2 separate regions of the Homo sapiens genome follow, and region 2 is linked to region 1. A link is a loop called in an ENCODE intact Hi-C map of the cell type or tissue named here. Cell type or tissue: breast epithelium. All regions are shown on one strand. Links, peaks and the distances in the headings refer to the core of each region. The heading gives the core; the rest is flanking DNA.

What was found. Peaks named below come from ENCODE experiments on the same cell type or tissue, not always from the same donor. Only the 100,000 strongest peaks of a DNase experiment are listed, where the experiment ranks them.
Region 2: it touches region 1 in a loop (16-fold over the local background); 5 of 110 quality-filtered maps call a loop at or near these places.

Annotation. Positions count from the first base shown.
Region 1 is chr10:61,844,143-61,852,481 of GRCh38, forward strand. All of the region lies in intron 2 of LINC02625 (long intergenic non-protein coding RNA 2625), which reads right to left. Among named protein-coding and RNA genes, the nearest start is that of LINC02625, 20 kb to the right of the region's middle. In breast epithelium, for the core only: no CTCF peak of the experiment used is centred there; no DNase peak of the experiment used is centred there.
Region 2 is chr10:61,625,368-61,633,702 of GRCh38, forward strand. No RefSeq gene overlaps it. Among named protein-coding and RNA genes, the nearest start is that of CABCOCO1, 33 kb to the right of the region's middle. In breast epithelium, for the core only: no CTCF peak of the experiment used is centred there; a DNase peak (open chromatin) is centred at 3,644; H3K27ac peaks cover 1,380 bases.

The DNA of each region.
Region 1 (8,339 bases), core at 261-8,260:
AATGCATTAAAAGTCAAAATGTGATTGCTACCTTTTCTTATCTAAAAAGTGCAAGTGTTACATGGTTATCAGGAAAAAAAATGAACATTAATATTTGTCCATTCATCATGAGTCAGGCTGGCTTTTTACATCTATTTTCCCAACTAACGCCCACAACAAGCTTTAGATGTAGCTATTATCTTGTCCTATTTATAAATAAGGAAGCAAGTTTTAGAGAAATTAAGGGACTGTCCCAGGGTCATACAACTAAACAGCAGCAAAAGTAGGATTTCAGTTCTGTTTTACTCTCAGCTGAGAGGTCTTTGCACTACAACACAACCTGTCATACAAATTATTTATGTTGGCATCCATATATGCCTCTGTGACAAGATTATTTACTGAGATATTGATTTATAATTGTTTCCTGATTCCAAATGAGACTAGAAGAAAGGTATTTTCCCCTCCCTAAATCAAAACTGTGGAGGGGTACATGCCTGAGACAGGAGAGATTCGTAGGGTGGAGGTGATCCTTTACAAGTGGGGAAGACCTGAGTTTGCAGGAAGTGGGTGTGGATACTGGGCTCCCAGGGAAGCCGCCACCCCAGGCATCTAGCCCAAAGATCCTGCTGCCTCAGCTTAGCACATGGTGAGTGAGGCGGCCCACCTCTGAAATAAGGTACCCTAAGATTATTCAGAGCATAACTTGAAAAATCTCTAATCGAAAGAATTAAAATAATGACCTTTTATCAGGTCAGGACTCAGACTTGGCAATACGGAGTTTGCTCAGACACAGGTACAACTTCTGCCTTGAGGCATTGAAATCTTTGGTCCCATGCTAGAGAATTGATCCCCATTGGCAGGGACAGAATGGGATGCAAAATGTAGCAAGTACTCCAACAGTGACCTGGTGGGGTTTCTTTCAGAAGCTTTTCCTGGCGCAGTACAGCTGCCCTTTAGAATGGCAAGAGTTGACCACCAACCAGAAAGAAGCCCTGATTCCACCAAGCCTGCGGGCCACATCTGTTGCAACAGGAGCCACTTTTCAGTCCCATCAGCTCCTTCTCTTCTAGCTATGACTTTTATCATGGGCTCCACTTCAATCATTAGCAATAAATAGAAAATACCCAAAAGCCCCAAAATAAAGGTCCCCTTTTCATTTAAAACATTCAGATTTCATTGCTTGTGCTGTGGCTAACATCAAGTCACAAAGTGGCAGGGCAGTTCCCCAAGCCCGTTCTGCTTCCAAGCTTGTTAAACTTTGGAATGGGTTTTGTCCTTTGGGTGTGCATGTGTTTTAAAGCTGTTTTATGACACATTGTCGGGAACTCAGGTACTGGACCTCTTTAACTCCAGCTTTCAGCAGCTGCCTTTGCACTTCCCTTTCACATAATTAAACACCCTATGGTACTTAACAGAGTAATAAGTAGCACATCAATAAAGCAATAAATAATTGTATTCAGGCAAACTCCAGAGCCATCATCCATTAACCAGAGCTGTGAGCAATACTTTTGATTAATCAGTAAGGTTATATAATAGCAAAGCAAAAGTCAGTCAAGGCTTGGGCAAGAATCAACCAGACTTCCAAGCCATGAAGAAGTCTTATCTCTGAGGTAACCTGCAGGGAGGCTATCAATTGGAAGCATTAACCCAGAGAGTAACTGAAGCAGCAGGAAGTCCCACCTCCAGAAACTAGTTAAAAACAAAGAAACAGGATGATCTGGCTGAGGCAGGAGGGCTGCCTACTGAGAATATGGAGTAAAGGGCCTATAAAAGCAAAATGTTCTGACTTCAGAGAACAAATACTTGCAGCTGAGCTGAAGAGCAAAGGAGAATCAGGATGGACCTGGAACTCCATCCATGAGTCTGAGGGAAACTTCTGCAGATACGATGCTGTCTGGGAGGAGTGCTTATTCAGCCTCCCACCGAGAAGTATAGGAATGTTGTTATTAGACCACGGCTCTGTAGGCCAACACCAGCACAGGGCTGGGTGACTATGCTTAGAGCCCTCAGAATCACCTGTGGAGCTTTTTATTCTTAACAATAGCTTGCCTGGATCTCACAAACCCAAATCTCTGGAGGCAGGGCCCAGGAACCTGTATTTCTAACGAGCTCCCCAGGTGGTTCCACTGCACAGCCAATGTGGAGAACCTCTGGTTTGGTGACAATAATGGAGGACCCCTATAGACCTAGCCAGCTGGGCCAGCCTTGCCATGTGTGGCCACGAGGCTGCTGTCAAGATCCTCAGCTTGACACTTGAAACAGATCTTAGGCAGTCCAGATTTGTAAATGCACCATGAGTTTGTTTATACCAGTAGTCACTAGACTCAGAAGAGGCGCCCATGGTGCACCTGATCAAGGCTTGTGCCCAGGTTTCAGTGCGCTAACATGTTCCCCAAGGGAGTCAGAGAAAACTAGCCCAATACCAGTCATGTTGAGAAGCATTCATTCCATCCTCAAAATACTGAGGGCCTACTATGTGCAGGCACTCTTTTAAACACAGGGGATTCATCAAGAATGAAAACAAAACTCTCTCCTCAGAAGGAGCTTCATTCCAATGGGACCCCAGAGTTTTCTGGGTGTCTCAGGGCACAAGAGGATTGGGACTGAGCCAGTAGAGGTTTGCACACTCGAACTGCACTGCAACAAGACAGCATGTTTTTGTTATAGAAATTTTAAGCACATGTGAAAGTAGAGAGTGGTATAATGAATCCCCACCACGTACCTCTCACCTAGTGCCCACAGTTACCAATTCATGGCCAATCTCCTTTCATACCCACCTTCACCCTCATTACCCAGATTATTTTGAAGAAAAACCCAGACATCATATTGTTTTATCTGCGAATACTGTCAGTATGTATCTCTAAGACATGGATAATCTTTAAAAAAAAATAATCACCACATACCCTTATCCCACTTAAAATGTTAACACTAATTTCATAATCTTCAATTTAGTCAGTGTTAACATTTTCCCAACTGTCTCACAGTTTAAAGTATGTATTTTCAAATGAAGATCAAATAAGGTCCATACGTTGAAATTAGTTGATACATCTCTTAAGTCTCTCTTAATCTAAAGCTGCCCCCACCCCTGCTTCAATCATGTCCTTTGTTCTGTAGAGTCTGGATTTTGCTGACTGCATCCCCGTGGTATCACTTAACATATTTCACTTTTGTTCAGTGTATTTCCTGTCATATGGTAGTTATAGCCAGAGGTTTGCTCAGAGTTGGTTTTGATTTTTTTGGCAAAAGTATTTCAAAGGTCTATCAGGCTTTTCATGTCTACTGGATGTTGATCTCTTTGTGATGTTGGCAGCCATGTATGATCATTTTCTAGATCCTTTACTTCATTAGGAGCTCATGAAACAATTGTAAACCACTAGGAAGATTCATTAGGATCATTAGGTGAGATCCCTATTTCAATTGGTGATATTCTAATTTTAATAGCTTTATCAGCTAAAATACTGCTATGATGAAAACTTCTCATCAGCTCTCTGGTTACCCTGAGGTATAGGAAAAGCAAAATAAATGATTTATTTCTTTATTTGTCAGTTTTCAAAATAAGTTGGTTCCTTAGCATCATCCAAAGATTTTTGTTAAGTGTCATTATGAACCCATGAACTTAAGCAGCTCGCAACTTTTTAAGCAGCTCACAACTGACATCCTTCTTTGAGTCTCTTACATATATAGCCTGTCTTTGTCCAGTGGGAACTGACTCAGACTGGCTCCTGGATCCTTGAAATATGACCCTTCTAGTCTTTGATATCTTTCTTGCTAGTATGTCAAGATGTTCTCGGTGCTTCTTGTACCTTTCCTGCCCCAGATCTGGAATTAGCCATTTTTCCAAAGGGCCCTGGCTTATTTTTAGTCAGCAATGGTATTTAAAGACCACATTCTGCAGTCCCACTTTTATCTATTGTAGTTATTGAGGTTTGACATGAGAGTCCCATTGAATAAAAGGTTTTGCTACTTAAACATTTCTTTGAAAGTCATTTGTCTTTGGAAGAAAAAATTAATAAAGGGTTAATTTGAATATATTAGGAGTTCCTACAAATTAATTAAAAAACACAAATAATGATAAAAAATAGGCAAGATATTTGAATAGGCAATTGAGAGAAAAGTAAATACAAGTGTACAATAAACATAGAAAAATGTTCAACCTTCTAGCTGTCATGTAATTACAAATTAAATCACTAATGAGATACGAATTTTCAGCCTTCGGTCTGGCAAAAATATTTAAATTTGAGAGTTACATTTTAAGAGGTACCAGAGCTAACAAAAATGGGGATCAAACACTGATATTGAGAATGTTAATTAACCCATCTTTTTGGAAAATAAAATTTTTAATATATACCCTTTGACCTTGTAATCCCAATTCTAGGAATCCAGCTTACAGAAATGAAAACAAAAATATTTTACATATATATATATGGATTTTGTTGCAGCATTGTTTACAACAAAATTTTAAAAACCATTATTAAGGCACTGGTTGAATAAATTATAATACACAATACAATTTTTTTTTTTTTTTTTTTTTGCGACAGAGTTTCGCTCTTGTTGCCCAGGCTGGAGTGCAATGGCGCAATCTTGGCTCACCACAACCTCTGCCTCCTGGGTTCAAGCGATTCTCCTGCCTCAGCCTCCCAAGTAGCTGGGATTACAGGCATGGGCCACCACGCCCGGTTAATTTTGTATTTTTAGTATAGACAGGGTTTCTCCATGTTGGTCAGGCTGGTCTTAAACTCCCGATCTCGCGTGATCCGCCCGCCTTGGCCTCACAAAGTGCTGGGATTACAGGCATGAGCCACTGTGCCCAGCCCACATTATAAAATTTTATGCAGCTATTTTTTAAATGTTACAAATTTATATCTATCAGTATGTAAAAATACCCACCATATAGCCATAGCTTCAGAATATTACATATAGAAAGATAACATCTATATGTATATATTCATGTATACACATGATAGGTAGACAGCAAGGCAGACAAACAGGCTTAAAAATAACTCAGAAAAGATGCATGGCAAAATGTTCAAAGTGGGTAGCTTTGGTAGCTGAGATGGGAACATCATTTTTAAATTTAATGTTTAATTCCATATAATTAATAAAAAGTGATGGCCATATGAGGAGTTTTTTGGTTTTTTGTTTGTTTGTTTGTTTGTTTGTTTGTTTGTTTTTTAAGACGGAGTCTCACTCTGTCCCCCAGGCTGGAGTGCAGTGGCGTGATCTCAGCTCACTGCAAGTTCCGCCTCCCAGGTTCACGCCACTCTCCTGCCTCAGCCTCCTGAGTAGCTGGGACTACAGGCGCCCGCCACCACGCCCGGCTAATTTTTTGTATTTTTAGTAGAGACGGGGTTTCACCGTGTTAGCCAGGATGGTCTCGATCTCCTGACCTCATGATCCACCCGTCTCAGCCTCCCAAAGTGCTGGGATTACAGGCATGAGCCACCGCGCTCAGCCCAATATGAGAAGTTTTAACTCTTTTTCTGTTTTCAATATAATATCCACCCCTAAAAACAGAAGAAAAAGAAAGCCCACAATATCAGCACTGGTTGAGACATTTATCAAAGAGCTTGATATGGATCAATCAAATCCCTTCTTCCTAAACCCATCACAGGTACATATGGGAGAGCATTTGTGCTCAAGAGTAATTGCTACTCACTTCCACCTTGGTATTTGCTCCATTATTTCTTAGCTTCTTGGCCCTCAAAGCCTCTATGATCACAGTAAGATTTTCCACAAGCCCCTTTTTCGCTTGGGCTGAGGTGCCTTTCTGTTTAGGTCTCTGGGAAACTGTTCCCCCAAAAAATGTTGTCTTTGACAACTAAGGAAGTTTCAGAGGATTGGATGCTGAGTGCTGCTGCTAACCTGTAAATCTGTACCCCATTCCTGGCTTCCTGGGCTTCTCCCCAAGGCACACAGTCACTGATCTCCACGGGCAAATCAAATGAAATCTTTACCAAGGCTTTGAGAAAATTGTTAAAAAGAATATAAAATGTAATCAGAAGCACGAGAAAAGCTAGTGACTGGCATTAAGTGCTCTCCATTAGGTACGTAATGGCCTGTCCTGGCTTCCCCTCCAAGTCCCATACATTTATTGCTGGACAATGTGCATGTGTGGCCTATCATTCTCCTTGAGCATTTACAGAGCCTTGATCATCACACATGAGCTTAGCCTGGTCCCACACACCAGGGATCAGGGTCTTACCCCCAGGATAGGGACCTAAATGCTATATTGCAGGGTGAGCCAGAGCAGCATTCCTGAATGTTGACACTCCTAACAATATTTGATCTCTTCCTTCTTGCCATTCCAAGGGCAATAACTTCTCAGATATTTCCCCTTTGACTTAGGATCAGTAGCATTATCTCCTTGCTGTGCACTTCTCTTTGAGTCCCAATCCCCCATCTATTTACAAAAGACCAGATAAGATCAGCAACTTGCCCAATGCTGTTCCAATTCCTTTCACAAGACCCCAGCCCTTTTCATCACCTTTTTCTCAACTTGCCTCCAGCCCTTGTGGAAGAGGTGATGAAGCCATTCCCTTGAATGGTTGGAGCACCTGCTATAGACAGTTCCAGGTGCTGTCTCTGTCCAAGCTCCTAACTTTTCATCTCATAGAACATTGGGGCATTTTGGATCTAGAAGGAAACTGTAGATTACAAGCTGGTTCAGCCTCTTATTAAACACCTGAAGAAGTAATTAGGTGTCCATGACTTGCAAAATATCATACTGTAGCGAGGGTTATTAACCCACTAAAATGTGGTTTTCTAGATGTGGTCTAAGCACGTATTTCACTCCACCATGTAAATTCAACTCCATCTCTAGTCTTTCCTTTTGTTTAAACGTTTTTATATTTCTTTCACCCATTTGGTTCATTTTCAGTTCTTTTGACCCTCAGTACACCTCCACATTGTCTCTTACAACTAAAGCAAATTTCCAGACCCACTTTTTTTTTTTTTTTTTTTTAAGACAGAGTATCACTCTGTTGCCCAGGCTGGAGTGGACTGGTGTGATCTCGGCTCACTGCAACCTCCGCCCCCTGGGTTCAAGCAATGTTTATCCCCAGCCTCCCAAGTAGCTGGGATTACAGGCATGCACCACCATACCCAGCTAAAGTTTGTATGTTTAGTAGAGACAGGATTTCACCATGTTGGCCAGGCTGGCCTTCTGGGATTACAGGCATGAGCCACAGCACCTGGCCTGGCTCACTTTCAATATGTCCTTTCTACCAATAAGCATTGTCAAAATTCATTCCCCTCCCTACCGGCAAAACCCTTTGTGAGCCTCCCTTTCCTTTTATGATGATATAGCTGAGGGTGATACCTGAGGAACAGAAAAAAGTTATGACTTCTTGGAATGCTTTTCCTTTTGCATATCTGGAAAATAGCAAATTCCTACATATGCTTCAATTCCCTACTCAATTAATCTCCTCTTAGTTTTCCCTGCCATGCCCTTTGCTCTTCAGACCTTTTTCTTTCCTTTGTGCTATATTTTCACCATGTTGGCCTCTTCTGCTAGAGTATGAACTCATCAAGCAAGAGATCTCATCTCACTCTTTTTTAGCACCCCTGTAGCCCAGTATGGTGTCTGGCATAGAATAAATGCTTGATAAATGCTTATAGAAATAAAATAAAATCAATATCAACCATCTCTCCTAAAGAACTCTTTATTTTTCCCTATATTTATTTTCTTCTTTCTTTCTCTTTTTTTTTTTTTTTTTTTTTTTTGACACAGAGTCTCACTCTGTCACTCATGCTGGAGTGCAAGGCATAATCTAGGCTCACTGCAACCTTTGCCTTACCTCAAGTGATTCTCCTGCCTCAACCTCCTGAGTAGCTGGGACTACAGGGGCCCACCACCACACCTGGCTAATTTTTGTATTTTTAGAAGAGACGGGGTCTCACCATGTTGGCCAGGATGGTCTCGAACTCCTGACCTCAAGCCATCCGCCCATTTTGGCCTCCCAAAGTGCTGGGATTACAGGTGTGAGCCGCCATGCCCAGCCTGTATATTTATTTTCTTATCTATTTTATTTATATTTTTCTCTAAGCACTGAATATTTTCTGCCTTAAATTTCACATGCCACCTAAACCTGGTTAAAATTAAAAGCATTTATAATTATGAAATATCATCAAAGAGTGGGCTATTCTCCATAATGAAATTTTCAGTTTTCAGCAATATTTCCTTATTGTAATTAATTGTTGATCATCTTTATAAAGAGCATTACAGACTTTCCTGCTTTCTTTAACAGAGCACAGCATTGTAACATATTGTCTTCCTGATGAGTTAGGCAGTTTTATGCACACCAATTATTGTACTCTGATATCATATAATGAAGCCCATGGGGGCTATTAAGGCAAGTAGA
Region 2 (8,335 bases), core at 1-8,000, 220 kb before region 1:
ACTTACACATGCACACTCACATACAATCACAATTGCCCTTCTGATTTCAGAAATGGTTCCAGCACAGCCATTTGGTTTACAAATAGGGAGCTTAAAATCTAAAGCTAAGGGTTTGACCCCAAAATAATACTTAGCACACACACACTTTATATCAGTAGTTAGCCCAGAAACACTTTATGATATAATGCCTAATAGCTCACTAAATGGCTTTTCAGTAAAAATTATTAAAATATGATCAGTGAATGTCAAGCCAGTAAATAGCAACAATATTACACCTAGTTGTTCAAGCCAAAAAAAAAAATTCCTTATCCTTTGCCACATCAAAACTGTTGGCATTCTTATTTTCTCTACTTCAAAATAGATTCCAAATCTGGCCACCTCTCACTGTCTCTATTCCTACTACCCTAGGCCTTGCAGCATTATTTCTTTCCTTGTCTCCCGGCTTCTACTCTCACACTTTTAGAATCCATACCTTATGCAGCAGCCAAAGAAATTTGTTTAAATGTAAATCAGATCACATCCTTCCCATTAAGGTTAATAATTCTTATAGGTCATTTAACACACTTATGTCTTAGATTCACTACTTCCCATCAGATCTCCATCATCCCCCCATTGCGTAGATGAGCTGAGTTGTCCTGCTGCTGTGTTTTCCAAACTCACTTCTTATTCCTCTTACTTCTGGAGCCTGGTTCCTTGAACAGAGCCTGGCTCCTAGCTTGGGTCCTTTCCACATTCTGTTCCCTCTGCCTGGAACACTAGCCTGATTTCCCTGTGGTTGTCTCCTTGATACTATCTGGGTCTCATTGGAAAAGACACTTCCTCACAAGGACCACTCAGAGAAATGGTCACCATCCTCAGGCATTATTGCATCCCCGCTTGCCTGGCTTCACAGCCCTCACTGCTGTTTGATGGTATCTCGGTCATTTCTTTGTCTCCCTGCTGCTTACTGTCTGCCTCCCCCAGTCTAGAATATAAGCCCAGTGAGGGCAGGAATTTTGTCTTATTTACTGCTGAGAATAGTGTCTGAAGCATATTTTTGCTGAATAAGCATGTGTTGAGTGCCTGCTATGGACAAATATGAGGGTAAGCTCTCTAGATGGATTACCTTATTGAATACTTCCCCCAATTTTTGAGGTGGGTAAAGTCAGTATCCCTGTGTACACAGAGGGAATATGAAACAGAACAGTTAAGTCACTTGCCTGATCAGATGGCAATTGAATGATAATGTCTGTAATTTATAAACCAAGTCTATTGAGGTATAATTTATTGACAGTAAGATGTTCCCATTGTAAGTGTGAAGACAAACAGGTTTTGACAAATCTATGCACCTGTGTAAACACAATTAAAATATAGACTATTTTCATCAACCCAGAGGGTTCCCTTCTTCCGTTTCCAAAGTTGCCTCCCACCAACCCTGGTCTCTGGCAATAAATGATCTGCTTTCTGTCATTATAGATTTAATACAGTATGTACTTCCTTGTGACATCTGTAGTTAAACTCTTATTAGAAACAATACTTGGCTACTTTGTCCCGAAAGTCATTTCTAAAGTTGCCATTGTCTTTGATGCAGGAACAGGTGACATTCAGAAGTTTAGATCAAAATTCTATATATTCCAAAATTTTTATAATAAAGGCTAATTATGCCAACGTGTATATAAATTAATAAAAATAGGCCAAGTGCAGTGGCTCACGCCTGTAATCCCTGCACTTTGGGAGGCCAAGGTGGACGGATCACCTGAAGTTGGGAGTTCAAGACCAGCCTGACCAACATGGAGAAACCCCATCTCTACTAAAAATACAAAATTAGCCAGGTGTGGTGGTGCATGCCTATAGTCCCAGCTATTCAGGAGGCTGAGGCAGGAGAATTGCTTGAACCCGGGAGGCAGAGGTTGCAGTGAGCCAAGATCGCACCATTGCACTCCAGCCTGGGCAACAAGAGCGAAACTCCGTCTCAAAAAACAAAAATTAATAAAAATATACCAGCCATAACTTATTTAAGTTGAAAAACACTCAAAAATGAAACAAACTAGATTCAAATTCTGGTTTTGCCTCTTACTAGGTTTTGTGGCTTTGGACTAGTTTTTCACATACCAAGCCTGTTTTCTCATCTGCATGAAAAATAGAGGTTATTATAAACACGTGGCAGAGATGGTAAAAGGTTATGAGAGATCATGTAATTAACATAAAGCGCAAGTGTCTACACATAACAGGCCATTGATAGCCATAGTGCACTATTCTTTCTATTCCAGAAGCTGGACCATACTGCCTTAAATTATTTTCAAAGTATCACAATTGCCTATGGAGACTCAGGCATCTCTGTAAAGTAGATTAAGTAATTATCCCTCAGATTGTTCAGATGGAGAAGCCAAAGCAAAGAACAGTCAAAGCAACTTCCACAGGCTGCAAACAGAGTTGTTGGCAGAGTAAGGTCAAGAACTCAAGATTTTTCTAAAGAATCTCAAAGTAATTCATGTACTTTATTCATTGCCACTATAGTCCTGCTAAGCTGGTAGGAGGAAACTGCTGTCACTGCATTTGGTAAATGGTGAATCTAAGACATATGAATGCTAAATGACCTATAAGAATTATTAATGTTAAACAATGACAGAGCAAGGACTAAAACCTTAGCCTATGGATCTGCCATTTTCTTAACACTGAACTTCCCTATCCCACAAACTTTTAAACTGGAGCTCTACAAAAATGAATTACTGATCAGCACACTCAGAAAAAAAAAATGAAGAGAACAGAGAGACAGAAGGGAAATGGAAAGAACTCTTAGGAAATTTGACGGAATAAAGATAAACACTGAAAATGGTAGAAGTTGTGAATATGGCCCATATGTTCTTCTGGAGCCTGAAATTACCAAGACAAATAGGTGGGAATATATGACTGCTAGACAGACAATGTACCAGAGATATCCATCTAGGGATATAGTAATCAAAGTGTTATCAAGAAACGTGTCTTCAGGATCATGGAGAATATGCTATTCTGATGATGACTCAGAAATTTCAAAATTCTTGGTTTGTGCCTGCATAAAATGAGTTATTGGCTTGAAACAGAACAGAGAAGACAGACTTGCAATGCAGAAAATATTTTACTCCTTTTTAACTAGCTCTTTGCAAAAGAATGTTATGATAGTTGGTGAAGAAGCACTTTCTAAAATAAGAATATCTGTTTTGGGCACAGAACAATTCTTAATATTTCCATGTTTTAAAAGCAGTAGTTTTCCAGCACTGTTTAAAAATTAATAACTATGATGTTCCAGAATTCTTGTGCCTCCTTTCTGAAGACAGACTGGGGAGGAGGCTTTTGCCGATATTAAGTCATGAGCTATATAAGGCATACCTCTTGAATACTTGCTGGCACTGACTTAATTCTACTGTCTACATGATAACCTACATTTTTTTCCCCTTTAAGATACAGCAGAGTGAAGGCAATACCTTTATCTTTTTGATGGAGATAGAGAATTTCATTTTCTAGAGAGATACTTTCTGAGAATTTCTAAGGACACTTAATTCCCAGGAGGGCTTAATGAACACCACAGGTCAAGGACAATTTAAATATGTCAAGCACAATTTAAGAACAGTCCTGCCTAGAGGCAGAATGACACATCTTAGTGGGAGGTGTTTGAATTATGCTGGAATTCAGAACATGCGATGACGCACTATAGTATTTACTTCAGTTCTTTCCTACCCCTGACTCTTAAGTAATCAAAAGAGAAAAACAACATTTCACGTTTCTTCATGCTTGGGCTGTGTGGGCTGTGTGGGCTGTGTGGGCTCTGTGTGTGTGTGTGTGTGTGTGTGTGTGTGTGTATTGGAGAGAGAATGTCTTCCCTCCTTATGGAAGTAGCATGACACTCTTAGAGTTTGAGCTTCAGAGTTCAACTTTCACAATTGGTCTAAGACAGAAAAGATAACTGGAAAAAGATAGATACTTAGCAAAACTGAAAAATCAGCAAAAAGAATCAACAATGTCTTTTTATGGGACCACAGGTACCCTTCTTCCCCAGTGTGTGACTTTGTGAAATCTCTTATATATGCTCTGTTTTCCCCAACCTAACGACCACACTCCACCACTTCACCCACATTAAATGGCACCCCATCCAAAAACCATAAACTTGAACTTTCCTGAGCTCTTGTTAAAGGATTGAACTAGGCCCTTTCCCCTTCAAGGCACAATGGCATGTGATTGCAAATGTATCCAATTTGGCTTGCATAGCATCTTGTCAGATCCGATTCAGTGCCACTCATTAAAAACAAAGAGTGCTCACCTCTAATCTGAATTTTGTACTTTTTGAGAAGAACTGGAAGATCTGAAGATACTGGGCTCACCATCCTGAAAGGCAACAGCCTCCAAGAGAGGAGTCTCTCCTGCCCCTTTAGACAGGTCATGCGCATTGCTGTTTACCAACTTCCCAGAGGGCTCCCTCTATGTTTGTTACTGTTGACTGCAGGGAGGGGTGCGTGGTTAGGGACTTTCAGTCAATGCCAGCATGTGGCCCATGAGAACAGAGAGGGTGGCCCCCCTTTAGAAGCACAGAGGGGAGCGGGGTGCAGTAATGTGCACATGTAGCTCTAGTCACTTGCTGGGAGGGAGACTGAGGCCGGAGGATCATTTGAACACAGGAGTTCAAGGCCAGTCGGACAACATAGTGAGACCCAGTCTTTAAAAAAAGTTATATATAAAAATAAAGAAAAAAAAGGTTATACAGAAGCACAGAGAGGAGTCGAGAGGCCTGGTGAAGTTGCCTCTCATGCTGCAAGGTGTGTCACTGCTGGCTGTACACCTATAGGCACAACTAAGTGTCCACAGATTGGGGGAGTTCTTTTTTTGTTTGTTTTGTTGTTTTATCATAGAGAAAAAACTAAACTCAAATAACCAAAGAAATCCAAGACCAAAACTGCCCATATCCCCATCATCTAAACAAAGCAGTGCTGGTTTTTGTGTTGTTGTTGTTTTTTTTTTTTTTTTGAGAAGGAGTTTCACTCTTGTCACCCAGGCTGGAGTGCAATAGCACAAATGCAACCTCCACCTCCCAGATTCAAGCAATTCTCCTGCCTCAGCCTCCTGAGTAGCTGGGATTACAAGTGTGCGCCACCACACCTGGCTAATTTTTGTATTTTTAGTAGAGATGGGGGTTTCACCACGCTGGTCAGGCTGGTCTCGAACCCCTGACCTCAGGTGATCCACCCACATCAGCCTTCCAAAGTGCTGGGATTATAGGTGTGAGCTACTGCACCCAGCCCAGTGCTCTCTTTTAACCACGTTACCTTGAAACCATGTTCATAGGAACATTCAAAGATGACCTATTTGTGGCAATGTCGGAGGCCTGACTGTGATATATTGCATATGTTCCGTTTACATCACACTAGGAACCTATCATTTTCCACAGCTTTTTTATCCTTTTCTCCCCAAAGTACCTAAGGTAACCCCACAAACATGACAGCATCTATGCATCTATAAATGTAGATATAGGAGCATTTTGTTAGGAGAAAATGGGGTCCTGCTATATATATATATATATATATATATACTTCTCTGCAGCATGCTTTTCTCATGTAACAATACAACATAGATAAGAGGAAGTTTATGTCACTGAAAAACCCTTTGACAAAGTTTTACAGAGAGTCCCAGGAAGCCTTTTACCTCTTCATAGATGTTCTGTTAAGACCTCTTTGTCTGCTCCTAACTGATGAGCAGGTCCCCCTGAGGTGAGCAGACACACAGGAGTTAGACTCACCCCAGGCATGGCTCACTGGGAAAGCCATGTTATTAAAAGCCATGTTATTAAAAGTCAGATCGACCTAAGTTTGAATCCTTCCTCTGCCACTTACTGGCTCTGTCACCCTTGGGTGCAGTATTGTTTCAGACAGTAAGCTAGCTTGGAGCACCTCACCAAGGTGCAGCAGCTGAAGAGCTACTCAAACCTGATGCAGGCCCATACTCAATTAACTTACCCAGGACTTAGCCATAAGAAAAACTCAGAACATAAGCTAATGTTTTAATTCTAGCATACACATGAATGTTTCGTGTTATGAATTATTCTTATTTTGAATTATATAGGGGGGTTACCATAATCTTTTTGGTGTTTAGCTATTCTAAGGATCTTCATCATGCTCCATTTTGGGAGGCAGGGGTGGGTCTCTAATGAAATAAAGGCCTTTTTTGTCTCAAAAACAAGCTAATTAGCAGTTGGTCTCATGGTGCTATTGTGAAGACTGCAGGAGACAGATATATGAAAAGTGTTCTGCTCCATCCAGGCACAGTAGGTATTCCATAATATTCTCTTCAGAGTACAGTCCCTGTTGCCTTCCCATTTCTGCCCATTTTCCCCACCAATAGCCCTCAAGGTTTGACTCCTGAAAGCACCTTCCTTAGTAAAGTTTTCTTTTTCTCTCTCTTTCCCTTATCTTCTTCAAATCCTTCACAAAGTTATCATTATTTTCCACACTTACTGATATCCTGATCTCCACTGCAAGTCTGAAAGCTCCTTGAAGGAAGGAACTGGTTTGCAGGCACTGGACAAAGAAAAAGAAGCCTCCAAGTCTAAATGTTGAACCAGGCCAGGCGCGATGGCTCACACCTGTAATCCCAGCATTTTGGAAGGCCAAGGCAGGGAGATCACTTGAGGTCAGGAGTTTGAGACCAGCCTGGCCAACATGATGAAACCCTGTCTCTACTAAAAAAATAAAAATAAAAATAAATACAAAAATTAGCGGGCGTGGTGGCATGTGCCTGTAGTCCCAGCTACTAGGGAGGCTGAGGCAGGAGAATCTCTTGAACCCAGGAGGCAGAGGTTGCAGTGAGCTGAGATCGAGCCACTGCACTCCAGCCTGGGCGACAGAGAGAGAGTCCATCTCAGAAATAAATAAATAAATAAATAAATAAATAAATAAATAAATAAATAAATAAAGTTGAACCAGTTACTGTCCTAAACTGTTAGATGTATGCTGGCATCCCTGCCCTTCCTTTCTTACCTTTGGCTGCCTCTGGCTATTTTCCCTGCTTATAGGCAGCCTCTTTCTTAGCTCAGTGCAGTACAAGTGTTAAATGCCTCATTAGCACTTTTTTTTTTTTTTTTTAGTGACTCAGAACAGTAGATGCCCTCAGGTGGCTCCTAAGACCAAAGGCACAGCTCAGGCTGTGGCAATAGAGCAGGAGCCTATGTGGACTCTGGACTCTCACATTTGTGCAAAACCCAAGAAGACTGCCACTTTCCTTCTGTCCTAGCTCTTCCAAAAGCCTTCATTTGGGGCTTTACCCAGCTTCCAAGTTGTACAACCTACCTTTTTTTTTTTAACTTTTCAAGGCCAAAATATATTCTGTACGCACTGTTTAAAATAAATTACAGCTTTAAACATTCAACGGAGTATCTCTGTAGCTTTCTAGTTGTTCAAAATAAAATTAAGTAGACATGCAAAAATAAAAGGGATTTTAAGGGAAAAAAATACTCATTGCTGTAATTTGTCTCCTAAATAATGACAATAGATGAGCTATAGCCTCTTTTGTCTGAAATTTCAGCTGTCTTTGTTTACTTCATGACACAGGGCCCAAGACCTACATTATTGCATTAAGTTTGCAAAGCTATCAAGATGCCCTTGAGTAAGATTCATCATCTTGTCCTAAATTCTCCACACGCTCCACTAAAAGCCTAGTGGCAGACTGAAGGGATTGTCAGAAAGCATAAAAGACAAAATAAAAATTTTATGCTCTTTTAGGCAAGTGAAGATTTACCCTGTAGCAATTTCTGATATTAACTCATTAATCCTCACAACCTATCTTGAGGATAGATTTTAGAAAGGAACAGCCCTTGTCATCTTACTTGCCTTCAAAACTTGTACCAAACAGAGAGCTGGTTCTTTCCTTGGTCTTGGTCTGAACATCTCTGCAGAGCCCAGGAGGAGTGGGAGAGAGGGACAGATGGAATTCAGAAGCACCTCTCTGACTCCCTTCTTCTCTTATTACCAGGACAGGTCATCATGTGGAACCCCATGCTGGGTCTAAAACTTTTGGTCGCCATCTTGAAATCCTTAATGAATGGTGATCAAGGACTCCTGCATTTCCATTTTTCACTGGGCCCCACAAATTAGTAGCCAGTCCTGCTGTCACTCATCCCAGAATAAAAGATATCAGTAGTATAGCATGTGGGCCAACACATGTTCCCTTGATCTCCACACTGATGGTAACAATATAGTAGCAAAGTCCATATTTCTCATTAGTACTGTAGTTTTTCTCTGCTTGTACAAAATTGAATTGGGCTATGTGCTTAGAATTTTATCTAAAACATAAGACAAGATATCAGTTTGCCTTCTTAAGTCTATTTATGTTACAT